Linked DNA regions of Homo sapiens: region 2 is linked to region 1. Evidence: chromatin contacts called from ENCODE Hi-C or POLR2A ChIA-PET data. All regions are on one chromosome and are shown on one strand. The core of a region is the stretch at or near the end of the contact, and the rest is flanking DNA. Distances in the headings are between cores, read along the strand shown. Region 1 holds the start of NT5C2 (5'-nucleotidase, cytosolic II). Region 2 holds the start of ITPRIP (inositol 1,4,5-trisphosphate receptor interacting protein).

Region 1 (6,967 bases), core at 237-2,736:
TTTTTGTATTTTTAGTAGAGATGGGGTTTCGCCATGTTGGTCAGGCTGGTCTTGAACTCCTGACCTCAAATGATCCACCTGCCTTGGCTTCCCAAAGTGATGGGATTACAGGTGTGAGCTACCACGCCCCGCCACCCTGGCCTTTTTTCAAATGCACTTGGTTTAAAGATTGTGTTATGCCAGCTTCCAACCCCTATTCCTCTTTTCCATATATCCTGAGAAATTTAGAAGGTGAGGGGCCCAAGGTCTATCCTTAGCTGACCTGAAGCGAAGTTGGCTGAGAAGCACAAGAAGGGGTAGAAGTGCTCTGGCGGAGCACTTATTAAAAAGACGCGGAGGTTTTGGTTGACTGCAAGCCCAATATGAGTCAACAGTATGGGTGCCAAGAACTTTATCGCAGGAGTGCAAAGCGATAGGTCCCAAAAGGAGGAAGCTATAGTCCTGCTTTGCTCTGATGATACCACAAACATTTGGTTCAGTCTTGGGTGATGTATTCTAAAGAAATCACAGTCAAATCTACCATTTGCGTGAGAGGGATAAAGACCCTCAAAACCAGGGCAGAGGAGGAACAATGGAAGGAACGGGAGACACTGATGTGGAATGAGAAGACCTTGGGCAGAGGTGATAGAAGTAAAGTATCTGAAAAGTCAAAGGTCCAGGAGAGATTAGACGTTTGTTCTCTGTGGCTCCAAGGCATCGAATTTCGGCCCTGAGAGTGGAAGTTTAGACACATTTTCTCACTGGTGAGAGCTGCTCGGACCAAGGAATTCAGTCCTCTGGAAATAGCTAGCTGCTTTTGCGGAGTCTTCCTGCTGAGTTGCTGGTGGTGGGGTGAACATTTATTGAGTGCTTACTGTGTGCCAGGATCCTGCTGAGGGCCTCACCTATATTGTGTGATTTCATCCCGTCAACACCCTTTGATGTGGGGACTGTTGTTCCCTATCCTGGTGCTACAAATGTGGGCACCAGGTATAGGAGGTCAGGTACCTCGCCCGAGGTTACAGTTTGTAAGTGGTGGTACTGGGACTGGAACTCGTTCTGACAAACTTCAAAGCTGGTGTTTTTAGCCATCAAGGGGATTCGAGGGTGCCATGGGGGTGTGGACGCATGAGGGGCCTTGAGGTCCATTAGACCAAAACATTCTGTGACTGGGAAAAAGGATGCCCTCTCCTCCCAAGGAAAAGCTTCTTCTGAATGAGACACAGTGGAGAGGTTAGCCCAGGGCCAGGCTGAGGGGCGCAGGCAGAATGCCAAGGGATGGAGACCCTCAGAAGGGCAAAGCCGGTGTTCCATCGTTTGAAGATCTCCAGACCCGCGGGACAGACAGACGCAGCGCGGTCAGGGAGCGTCGGCTTCGCCGAACTCTGCGGCGGAGCTGGGGGACGGAACAGCGCGCCGGTCCCTGGCCGGGCGCGAGCAGAGGGGCGGCGCGGGGCGGTGCCGGGCGGCGGGGGCGGGGAGGGCGCGCGTTGAGGCGGCTGCGGCAGTTGCGCGCTGGGATTGTTGCGGTGCGCTGGAGCCGGTGAGTGCGGCGGGCCCCGTGGGCGGGCGGGGAAGGAGCGGGCGAACGGGGAGCTAGGTGGGGAGGTGCGCGGCCGAACACGCGACCCCAGGGTAGCGGCCGCCGCCTGCCCCCGCCCCCGGCCCCCAGGGACCATGGCCCCAAGGCCCCTCTCCTTAGGCCGAGTCCCCGCCAGCGCGCTCGCGGACGCCGCACGCCTCCCAACTCCCTCGGTGCGGCCCCCGCCCCACGGCAGCCCCTTCCTCCGCGCCGCCGCGACGCCTCCGGCCCACGTCACGCTCGCGCCATTGTTTCCCAGCCGCCGGCTCGCTGGGACCCCGCCTCAGCCTCCCAGCGCGGCCGTTCGCCGCGTTCCGCCCTCTTCCCCCCTTTCCTCACGCTGGTGGTAGCCCTTTCCTCAGTCCTGCTGACGTCCTCCAGCTGATTCCAGGCTGTTCCCGGCCACCCCTGAGGCCGTCTTTTCGCTTCTTGTAAAAGCCTCCCCGCCCCCAGAGCTCCTCGGTCGCCTCCCGAGAAGCCAAGGGGCCTCTGGTGGAGCGCCAGGTTGACAGCGTTTTAGCAGGACCGCGAGAAACGGCCAGCTCGTTTGCCACACGCCCGTGTGCAACACTTCCTGGAAAGGTCACAGCGAATTGCAAGCCGCCACAAAAAACATCCGGACAGCTCCTGGTCAGGGGGCTGAGCCGTTCAGTGGCGGCCTATTCTTCTCCTTTTTTCGGGGCTCCTGAAATCGGAGAGGGCGAGATGCCGATCTGAGGCCTGAACCCTTAGTTTAAGAAAAACGTTTTGGGGGTTTGACTCCGGCAGGCCACAGCTTCTAAAAGCAGCAGGTAGAGGCTGCTGTCCGAATCGACGTTTTCCTGGGCTTTCACCTTTAGGGCCTTGATGTTTGAGGGGGGTCGTGCTCTGAAGTACAGCGCCCCGAAATGACTAGTCACCATTACAGGGGGGTGTGTGCGCGCCCGTCCAGGGGCCGATGAGTTCTTCAGGATTGAGCTGTACTTGGTTCCCAGTGTCTGTAGACTATTCATTTCGCCTCTTCAAGCAACGAATGCAAACTACTGACCATAATGTGAAAGGGAGAATATTGAAACTGTGTCATTTACCATGAAAACTTAGTGTTATTGCGTAGAGAAGGCTTTAGGTTTCAAAAATATTTACCACATGGCTTTTCAACAACGGTTAGAATTTATCCAGATGAAGACATCCAGGCCTGAAAGGGTGAAGTTCGAAAAGAGAAAAAAAATAGGTGTGAGCTGAGAGTGGAAAAAAAAAAAAGAACAAAAAAGGTTAAGTTCAAGAAAACATAGCTGGTTAGTAATTAAAATAAAAACTCCACATGCAGGGTTGATACTAGCATACACAGACTTATTTCTGAAGTGCATTTCCATTGCAGTGTAAACCACTACATTTCAACAGTATAGGTAGCTGCATTACTCTCATTGACCCAGAATTAAGGTTTTAGGATTTAGTAACCAACAAATCTGTAAAATAAGGTGGAGGGGCGCGGGGTGGAGTGGGGGGGGTTCTGAAGGAGATGTTATGCAAGATTCCTTTCAGTTCAAAGGTTTGATGCCATTGTATGAAAATTTACCATCAGCTACAAGTTTTCAGAAGTTTGTAATTGTAAGAAGATTTATATAGATAGTATTCCCTTATAGTACCTGCCACCCTTAACCAGAAGACATCACATCTTCCTAAAGAAAGCCAGATTACAATAGAATGTTAGGCACAGAGGTGCTCATTAATCTTTCTCTAGGCTATTTCTCCTGTTTTATGGGGAAAGAGGAGTACATAAAACACAGGTTTTTTTTTTTAAGTATTTCCTCTCTCTCTCTTTTTTTTTTTTTTTTGAGACGGAGCTTTGCTCTTGTTGGCCAGGCTGGAGTGCAATGGCATGATCTTGGCTCATTGCAACCTCCACCTCCCGGGTTCAAGCAGTTCTCCTGCCTCGGCCTCCCGAGTAGCTGGGATTACAGGCATGCGCCACCACGCCTGGCTAATTTTGTAGAGACGGGGTTTCTCCAAGTTGGTCAGGCTGGTCTCGAACTCCTGACCTCAGGTGATCTGCCCGCCTCGGCCTCCCAAGTACTGGGATTACAGGCTTGAGCCACTGCGTCCGACCCTGTTGCTTAATTCTCTTACCAAAAGCTTAATTCAGTGAAATAGTAAATAACAACAAATCCCCAAAAACAAAAACCCACAACTTTGTCATGTTATGACTGTGCTCTTTTAAAGTACTTACATAGACTGGTTTTTATCTAGTACACTTGCTGTGTACATATTATTTGGGATTTTGCTCTTACCAATATTTCTGGGATGTCCATGTATTTAGAGAATTCATCTAATCTTCATTAGTAGATGCTCTCTAATGTGCCCCGGTAGTCAACAATGCCTGGCACACAGGCTCTTAGTAAATTTTTGTTGAATAAGTGTTGTAATGTTTTGAGGTTTTTAGACATTTAACACAAAATACTAACTATCACAAGGCATATGTTGAGTGACGTGAGCAGTAAAGGCAGTCATACTTTCAGCCAGGAGACATTGCATTTATTTAAGGGCCCGGATTTTGTAGTCTGGCTTGCTACTTAACATCATGCAACCTCGGGGAACTCAGTTAACCTTAGACAAGCTCACTCAGTTTCTCTCACCTTGAGAAGGGAAAAATAGAACAAATTTTACAGAGTTATGTGGATTAAATAGAATAATTCAGTTGAAGTGATACTGGCACACATTAAGTTCTCTATAAATGTTAGTTTTTTTTGCTCAGAGTGAAGGAATATTAATGTAGCTTGGTGGGATCAGGAAAAACAGTAACACTTCAGAGTAGGGAGAAGATGCTGAAGTGGATGTATTGAGGGTATGATTAATAGATTGTTCTCACTAAAAGGGTTTGGTAGAGCAGTAGTCTGAGATAAAACTGGAAAGAGAAATTCTGGTAAGCAGTTTACAAGTATGCTACATGGATTCTTTGCAATTAGAGCGGAGTGAATGACCACCTGAGGTCAGGAGTTTGAGACCAGCCTGGCCAACATGGTGAAACCCCATCTCTACTAAAAATACAAAAATTAATCAGGCGTGGTAGCGCATGCCTGTAATCCCAGCTACTTGGGAGGCTGAGGCAGGAGAATCGCTTGAACCCAGGAGGCGGAGGTTGCAGTGAGCTGAGATTGCGCCACGCACTCCAGCCTGGGTGACAAGAGTGAAACTCTGTCTCAAAAAAAAAAAAAAAAAAAAAGAAAGCCACAAAATTAATGCGGCAAACCGGCCAGGTGCGGTGGCTCACGCCTGTAATCCCAGCACTTTGGGAGGTCGAGGCAGGTGGATCACCTGAGGTCAGGAGTTCGAGACCAGCCTGGCCAACATGGTGAAACCCCGTCTCTACTAAAAATATAAAAAATTAGCTGGGCGTGATGGCGCCCACCTGTAGTCCCAGCTACTCAGGAGGCTGAGACACGAGAATCGCTTGAACCTGGGAGGCAGAGGTTGCAGTGAGCCTATATCGTGCCACTGCACTCCAGCTTGGGCGACAGAGCATCTCAAAAAAAAAAAATTCAGTAAACAGTAAAAGAAAAAAGTTAAAAAAATTATGACAGTCTTAATCTTTGTTTTTTTTTTCGTTTTTTTTTTTGAGATGGAGTCTCGCTCTGTCGCCAGGCTGTAGTGCAGTGGTGCGATCTCGGCTCACTGCAGCCTCCGCTTCCTGGGTTCAAGCGATTCTCCTGCCTCAGCCTACCGAGTAGCTAGGACTAAAGGCGTGTGCCACCACGCCCAGCTAATTTTTGTATTTTTAGTAGAGATGGGGTTTCACCATGTTGGCCAGGATGGTCTCAATCTCTTTACCTCATGATCCGTCCGCCTTGGCCTCCCAAAGTGCTGCGATTACAGGCGTGAGCTACCACGCCCGGCCCTTAATTTTAATTGTTAAAATTTGATAAAGAAGGTGGGTAGTAGACATATCAAATGATCATTATATTATTTTCTGTGTGTTTGAAATATTTCACAGTATTTTAAGATGAACCTAAAATAAAACATTAAAGAAACTCCATTAAACTAATGAGCCTATAAAAATATATATCCCACTGGGCATCTGTAATGAAAACATGCTAATACTCAGCAAGCTTACTGATTTTTTTTTTTAAGCCGTTAAATTTCAGGCATCAGATTTCAGTCTTCTCTTTCCAAGCACATAGTACAAGCAGGCTCTTTCATCCCACACTCTTTTTTTTTTTCCGAGACGGAGTCTCACTTTGTTGCCCAGGCTGGCTCGATCTCAGCTCACTGCAACCTCTACCTCCTGGGTTCAAGCAATTCTCCTGCCTCTGCCTCCCGAGTACTACAGGCATGCTGAGAATACAGGCATGTGACACTGTGCCCGGCTAATTTTTGTGTTTTCGGTAGAGATGGGGTTTCACCATGTTGGCCAGGCTGGTTTCAAACTCCTGACCTCAGGTGACCTGCCCACCTCAGCCTCCCGAAGTGCTGGGATTATAGGCATAAGCCACTGCGCCCAGCCCAAATTCGTATGTTATACAGAATTTTCTGATTTATAAATGTGGGCAACTGATCGTAAAAAATTGTAAAAAACACTGTGACCTCTACAGAATCTGGACCCATAAATCTGTTTCTACATCTGGAAGGGAACTTGAGAGTCTTCCACGTTCAATGCCTTCATTTGACAGATGGGGAAAGTGAATCCCAAAATGTTTTGCATTTTTTGTCTTTTATGCAAGAAAGTCTTCCCTACCTTTGATCCGTAAGGCTGTTCATCTCTATATTCTTCTGTAAATTGTATGGTTTTGCTTTTTCACATTTAGGTTTATTGACAGTGCGTATTTTTTTCTGCTTAGTTTATCTTTATTTTTTATTTATTTATTCATTTTTGATTTTTGCACTGTCGCCTGGGCTGGAGTGCAATGGCGTGATCTCTGCTTACTGCAACTTCCACCTCCTGGGTTCAAGTGATTCGTCTGGCTCAGCCTCCCGAGTAGCTGGGATTACAGGCGCCCGCCACCATGCCTGGCTAATTTTTTTGTATTTTTAGTGGAGATGGGGGTTTCGCTATGTTGGCCAGGCTGGTCTCGAACTCCTGACCTCGTGATCCACCTGCCTCGGCCTCCCAAAGCATTGGGATTACAGGCGTGAGCCACCGCGTCCGCCCTATTTTATCTTTAATATGATCAGCTAGTATTTGTGTTACATATTCTTTTTCTACCATTATGTTTGTCATAAAATTATGCTCTATAAATTCATAAGGACAGGACATGCTTTTGTTATGCTCTGATTTTGGGTCAGAATATTGTAGAAAATGAAATTTTTGAATTCATTTTAGTGTAAATATTTTACAGATTTCTGCTCTTCTACATTATTTTGTCTCATTTGCCTTTAAAGATGAGTAGTACATGTATTTGACTATCCTTGAAAAATATTTTGCACACTTTTTAT
Region 2 (6,498 bases), core at 3,873-6,372, 1.1 Mb before region 1:
ATAATGCACTTGTATGTGTGAGTATACTGGGTTGTGAAATAAAATGTATTTTCAAAAATCTTTGAAAAACGTAGGTTCTGTAGAATCTAATGATTCCTACCACGTGAGTTGATATGAGGATTAAATGAGTTGGTAGGTATAAAATGCTTGAGTAATACCTAGCAGATGGCACAAGTTTTAGCTATTATTATTCAGTCACTAACCAGCAATGTGACCTTGAGTATGTGACCTAACTTCTCTGGACTTAATTTTTGTCAGTAAATAATCTCTAAAGGCCCTGTGGGCTCCGACATTCCCAGAGGAGGGACGTGACCAGCACTGACCTTGAGGAATGAAATAGCCAAATGCAAATCATTCGTCTTGTTCAACTGACACCTCTGAGGTCTCAGCAAAGCAGCCTGTTCTGTGAAACATCCTCTAAACTAACTTGCTATTATCTTGTGAAATTCCATGTGAAGTTGAAATCAGGGTAGTGGGAAATTGACCAAATCAAGGGAAGTGCCCTTTTTTCCCCTCCATCAGATGCTTAATGACTAGTATAGGCTTCCTGTCTCTCCCATTGTCATGCATTTTATTCCATATACTGGAATAACCACAGATGGGGTGAACAGGAAATCTGTCCCTGTGTATTTAATCTTTAAAAAATTTCCAGTGCTCCTAACCGTGAGATGTGGTGTGAAGCTCCCCTGCAGTTGGTTCAGACTTTGTCACAAGTCACTTTTTTTTTTTTTTTTTTTTTTTTGATACAGGGTCTCACTCCCTCACCCAGGCTGGAATGCAGTGGCACGATCTCGGGTCGCTGCAACCTCCACCTCCCAGGTTCAAGTGATTCTCGTGCCTCAGCCTCCAGAGTAGCTGGAATTACAGGCACGCACCACCACACCTGGCTAATTTTTGTATTTTTTTTTTTTTTTTTTTTTGTATAGACGGGGCTTCGCCATATTGGCCAGGTTGGTCTAAAACTGAACTCATGTGATCTGCCCACCTTGGCCTCCCAAAGTGCTGGGATTACGGACAGGAGCCACAGCACCCAGCTGACAAGTCACCTTTCACTATGGAATGTGAAGCCTCATCTAGCACTTAAATGATCATGAAGAACATTCCATCTACTTTCACACACACATGTATACACATAAACAAGCCAATAGAAAACTGGGGGATGTTGTAACAGAGTCTTCACACATAAACACATAAAGGTGGCCAATAACAATGTTCTGTTCAGCCTCACTCATAATTTAAAAACTGCAAATCAAAACATTGAGATTAGGGGTTTTTTTCACCTATAAAAGAAGCAAACTAAATTAAAGTTATAATAGAAAATAGCCAATGTTGGCAACAATGTAGAGAAAAAGGCAATCATCATACTATGGGAAATAGTTCAAATTGGTGAGATCTCTTTGGAGGGCAATTTTGTAATATATACCAAAATAGTAAATGCACATATCCTTTGATCAGCCCTGAAACTATCAAGGCACTGACCCAAAATAGCCACCTATATACAAGCTTCTGATGTGAGAAAAACAAATCCTTATTTGTTTAAGCCTTTTATAGTCTTAGACACTATAAAAATTACAGTCTGGTATTCCGTTACTTGCAGCCAAACATATTCCTAATTTATAATTTTTAAAAAGAATAGGGGTGAAGGAGGACATTCATATCTTGCACTGACTTTAGAAGATTTCTAGTATTTCCCCATTAAGCATAACACTGGTTTGGGGGCTGAACTTTACCCTTTGTTTTTACCATGTTACAGAGGGTTTGTTTATATGTCGATGCCAAATTTTATCTGATGGCTTTTCAGCATATATGGTGATGATCTTTCCATTTTTCTCTTTTGATCTATTAATGATGTAATATTCTTTGGTGTGCTGCTGGAATTCTATTTGTTAATATATTATTTTAAATTTCTGAAATAATTTATATATTTATAAACAATAATATATTACTTTTCTTTCCCCTTTTCAATGAGCTATTTTTATTAGATTTTTGACTGATATATTACCAACTGCCTAAATAAAAAAGAATTTCAATCATTGAGGTTTTTTATATGTAAATGACTAAACTTTTTATTTCTACATATTATAGCTGTACTTTTTCAAATTTACCTGTTCTTTTTTCATAGTCCTATGTCCTATCATTTTATCTCTGTATTTTGACCATAACTATTTGATACTCTTTTTCAAATTGTTCTATTGTCTCAGATACTTAAGGGGCTAATTTTCCTGTTTATTACATTTACCAGTTCACACCCTCATGTGGTTCATTTCCTAGTCTGGTTTTTAATTTTTTATTATAAGCTTAATGATTATTAATAATTCTTAATTTTAAGAAATTAAAATAATATAAAGAATATTTTAATTTCTTATCATGAAACATTTTAATTTCTTATTGTAACTTCAATGGGAGTTGTTTATTCTGCTAGGGACCAGGATAAACAACCGAATTTTACGTTTGCTTCTGACAGGGCCAAGGGGATTCACCACTTTGAAACAGGTTTTTTGTGTTTTTTCTTGACATTAGGATTCCCTCAGCACGTGGGTAGTATAAATTGGGAGCTCACACCTATGCATAGTATAGGCAGGCTAGGGGTTTTCATTTCTATAGAAGACATTTTAAAATTCATCCAGGGCCGGGATAAACCACAAGTTTCCTTCCCGCGACCCTGAGCCAATGGGGAGAGGGCTTTTTTCTATCCTCCTCTTACTAAAGGGCAGCCTTTCCAGGGTTCCAGCCTTAGGCAGAGATCTCAAGTCCAGATCCCTGTCTTTATAGAACTCAAGGCCTGAATAGATACTAACCCCAATCCCTGAGTGGGTACTCACCCCTGGTCCTTAGTCATTTGGGCTTATATTCATGTCATGCTTTTGAGTTCCCTTGACCTATCTCACACCTGGAGACCCCCTTTCTTCCCTTCCGTTGTTGATATATTTTATTCAGCCTTTCACTGTTCGAAGCAGGAGTTCCCTGACTTCTTGACTCCTCAAGTTCCCATAACTTGAATCTTTGTACTTTCCTATCTTTTAAAAAACATTTCTCGAGTTAGCACAGTGTTCTGTAGAAACGACAGGAGGGGTGTCCAATCCAGACATGAGGGTTCCAGGAAGACTTCCTGAAGGAGTAACTGCCTGTTCTGAGACAGGAAGACTGAGCATACAATTAGTCGGGCAAAATAACATGCATGTGCACTGGGGTGACAGTTTGGAGGAGGAGGTGGGGTGGCTGTGGCAGGCAGAAAGTAGAGTACATATGAATATCCAAGGGGAGAGAAAAAGCATATCATGCAAACAGCATATCAAAGAGCATATCACGTTCTGGGAAGCACAGGTTCCAAGAACTGCAAGGAGTTTTGTGTGGGACACAGAGTGAGATATGAGGCTGGTGAGATAAGCAGAGGCCAGTTCATGAACGACTTACAAGCCAGGTAGAAGGGTGGACCTTAGAACAGACAGGAACCAATCAGAACACAGAAGGTGAAATCATCAGGTTAAAAGCAAAACAAATATAATAAATATTCCTTATATAAATATACATGGCTGGTTAGAAATTGCTGAAACAACTTTGCAGACGGGATGACAATCCCAGAGGGCATTCAAGCACTAACCTTGGCATTCCAGCACAACGCTGAACTCTTAGCCCAAGGATGACAAAGCTCAGCCCAGCGCTCTTACTTCACAGAAATTTCCCCCACCTGCTTTGCGGAGGGTGTGAGTAACCCACCGGACCAACTTCTAGACATTTTGGAAATACAGCTCTTTCAAGACCGTTTCCCCAGATCGCCCCCACCACCTCCAACACACATACTGGCCCCCAAAATTCTGCCATAACCTCTTACGTAAGGAAAGAATTTGAGCAGCAGTAGAAACTTGAAAACAAAAGTACCCTGGGCCAAGGGCCAGGGAGTCTATTTTTAGAACATTTTCTCATTGCCTGTTTATCTTTCAGACTCAGCCAAAAAGTCTTCCAGGCGAGTGTTAAAGGAAAAGACGAAAAAAAGGTGATCTAAGACCAAATAGCAGTAGCAATGGTGATCATTTTGGACACTGTGTTCCAATTTCCCCAATGTGCCTTCACTGGCATTTGGTGCCCCCAAAGCCGCTTAATGGAGAATTCATTCAAACCCTGCTCTGCCTTTTGTACTGATGGTAGGATTTGGGCAGGTCAAAGGGAAGACAATAGAAGTTATGGATTTCATAAACTATTAAGCTCGACCAGAACGCTGCTGCTGCTCCTCCAGGCCTCAGTTCTCTCGTTTCTAACATAGGGGTAGTAACACTTGATCTACCGTCACAACAGTAACCAGAAACTACCGCGCCTGTCCCGTACAGTATCCGGTCACTGTTCTCCTTTGTGCCCGGTTAATCCCGGAGAAAAGCAACCATGCATTTGATTATCATAAAAGTCGGGCGCGGTGGCTCACGCCTGTAATCCCAGGCGCTTCGGAAGGCCGAGAAGGGAGTTCGAGACCAGCCTGACCAACATGGAGAAACACCTTCTCTACTAAAAATACAAAATTAGCCGGGCGTGGTGGCACATGCCTGTAATCCCAGCTACTCGGGAGGCTGAGGCAGGAGAATCGCTCGAACCCGGGAGGCGGAGGTTGCGGTGAGCCGAGATAGCGCCACCATTGCACTCCAGCCTGGGCAACAAGAGCGAAACTCCTTCTCAAAAAAAAAAAAAAACGGTAGTAAGCTATTTTAATCCTTTCAAGCTGCAAAAGAGAAAAAGGCTGGCGTTTTGTCTAGAGTTATATTTTCCTCCAAGAGACTAAATAGGTGGCCCCAGGAATTCCGCCACTTGTAAAACGCGCCGCAGAAAACTCTCCCCGACTGGTAAGGACTTAACCCCTTCCGCTCCGCGGCTTAGGACGACTTTTAAGGGCGTCCTCCCCGCGCCCCTGTCCACTCGCTCCAGTTTACTCCACTGGCCTGATTCCGTCTCTCCCAGTCACTCTCCAGTTCTGCCGTGCCGGGGAAGTTTCTGGGGGCTCACTGGGAAGGTCTTCCCGGCGGATCCTGGGCCCAACCACCGAAACCCACACGGTCCTCCTTAAGGAGCTTCCGGGGCCGCGGGTAGAGGCGGGTGTTTTGTTCTTATAAGGAGGAAAAAGTTTTTGTGACATCCAGGAAATGAGTAACTCTGAAGTTCAGTAGAGCCGGCCGCTGCAGGCCAGAAGGTGGGAGCCAGCGGGGGCATCGCCGCCCGCGCCCCTCTAAGTGCCGGGCCGCAAGCTCCACCGCAGCCGCCTGCAAGCAGCGGCGCCTCGGCCCTCGACCTGCGCGCAAAGCCTGTGCTGGAGCCGTCCTCCCGCGGCGGGGACCGGGACCGGGGACCCAAGCCAATCGTAAGTCCCAGGGCAGCCTAGTGTGCTGAAGGAAGAAGGGCGCGATGGAGAGCGCGAGCTCGGAGGAGCTGTGTCGGAGATGGCTGCCGACAGAGGGGGCGCAGGAGGGTGTGGGGAGCGCGGGCGCCTGCTCCTCCCGGGTGGGGGCTGACTTTGGAGACCCCCTTCCCTTAAAGCGCGCGTGCCCAGGCGGGCGTATTGTCTCCTCGCGGTCCCGCATCCTGTTCCCGCCGCGTCGGGGGATGCGTCCCGGGCGCTCGCTCCAGCCAGGGCTGCGGGCAGCTCCTCCTCGAGGCGCGCGCAGCCTCGGAGCCCAGAGCGGGACCACATTTTTGTTCCTAGTGGCCAGGTGACCCGTTACTTCTCACATCTGAGCAGAGCGCTACCGAAGAAAGAAAAGCCGGTTCGCCCTGCTCATTTGCTGCCCCCTTTTCCCCTTCCCCTTCCCTCCCTTCCTGTAAGGGAGGAATAGGCGTGAAGTTTTTTTTTCTCGGTTCATGGTAGTGAAGTTATGGGGCTGCTTCAGGCCGGATAAAATCCCCGCCGCTTCCTCTTTCGGGACTATTAGTGGGCCAGACCTCACGCTGTGCAGACTTGCTCTTGGGCTGCAAATAACTCTCTGCCCCTTCACCCCTAACCCCACCCTCAACCCCATCCCTGTGACTTTGCCATTCTGGCCGCCTGGTGAAGACTCCCGGGGCGGGACTCCCCATCCAAAACGCTTTCTCTTAAAAAAAGAAAAAGAAAAAGAAAAAAAAAGCCACCGACCAGGAAGGTAAAATATTTTACGGAACCAGGCAGGGGCCTCATTTTGCCTTTTGCCCCTCTGCTGGTATGAGAAAAGCACCCTTTCACAACTAGTAGAGTACCAGATACTGGTCTCATTTCACAAACAGTAGAGTACCAGATATTGGTCGCAATCTGGACTCTGGTCTTTTGGATCTAAATCGGGGTCGCGGTCTATTTTCTTGTTCTTTTTTTGGATATGACCCAGTGCTCTTGCCTTTTACAAACCGAGTCTATCTGACTGCCAGCTAAAGTTCATCTGTGGTTGGTGCAGTTTTAGGCCCAGGTGAGCCCTGAAAATAGAGTATCAGAAAAGTGGATTACTGTCTTTCCTCCTTACGAAAACAGAATAGGCTGTGTTTTTGAGTCCT

Evidence for each region. A loop is a pair of places that touch in the nucleus more often than their neighbours do. ChIA-PET counts read pairs that join two places held with the same protein, here RNA polymerase II (POLR2A). Pooled maps may share reads with other maps.
Region 2: a loop to region 1 is called in a pooled map, with 4 times the contacts of the local background. The contact joins the promoter of ITPRIP here to the promoter of NT5C2 in region 1. A Hi-C loop is called at or near these places in 6 of 50 pooled maps. POLR2A ChIA-PET finds 5 or more read pairs at or near these places in 2 of 52 experiments (PC-9 and activated CD8-positive, alpha-beta memory T cell).

What each region holds. Positions count from the first base shown.
Region 1 is chr10:103,187,791-103,194,757 of GRCh38, reverse strand. NT5C2 (5'-nucleotidase, cytosolic II) reads left to right here and starts at 1,486. Exons shown (of 19, transcript NM_001351169.2): 1 at 1,486-1,522. RefSeq lists a silencer at 1,392-1,671 and enhancers at 1,370-2,056, 2,057-2,745.
Region 2 is chr10:104,337,089-104,343,586 of GRCh38, reverse strand. It overlaps ITPRIP (inositol 1,4,5-trisphosphate receptor interacting protein), which reads left to right and starts at 5,122. Exons shown (of 2, transcript NM_001272013.2): 1 at 5,122-5,341. It also overlaps a transcript of CFAP58 not described here. RefSeq lists enhancers at 3,202-3,496, 6,245-6,444 and a cis regulatory region at 2,560-3,979.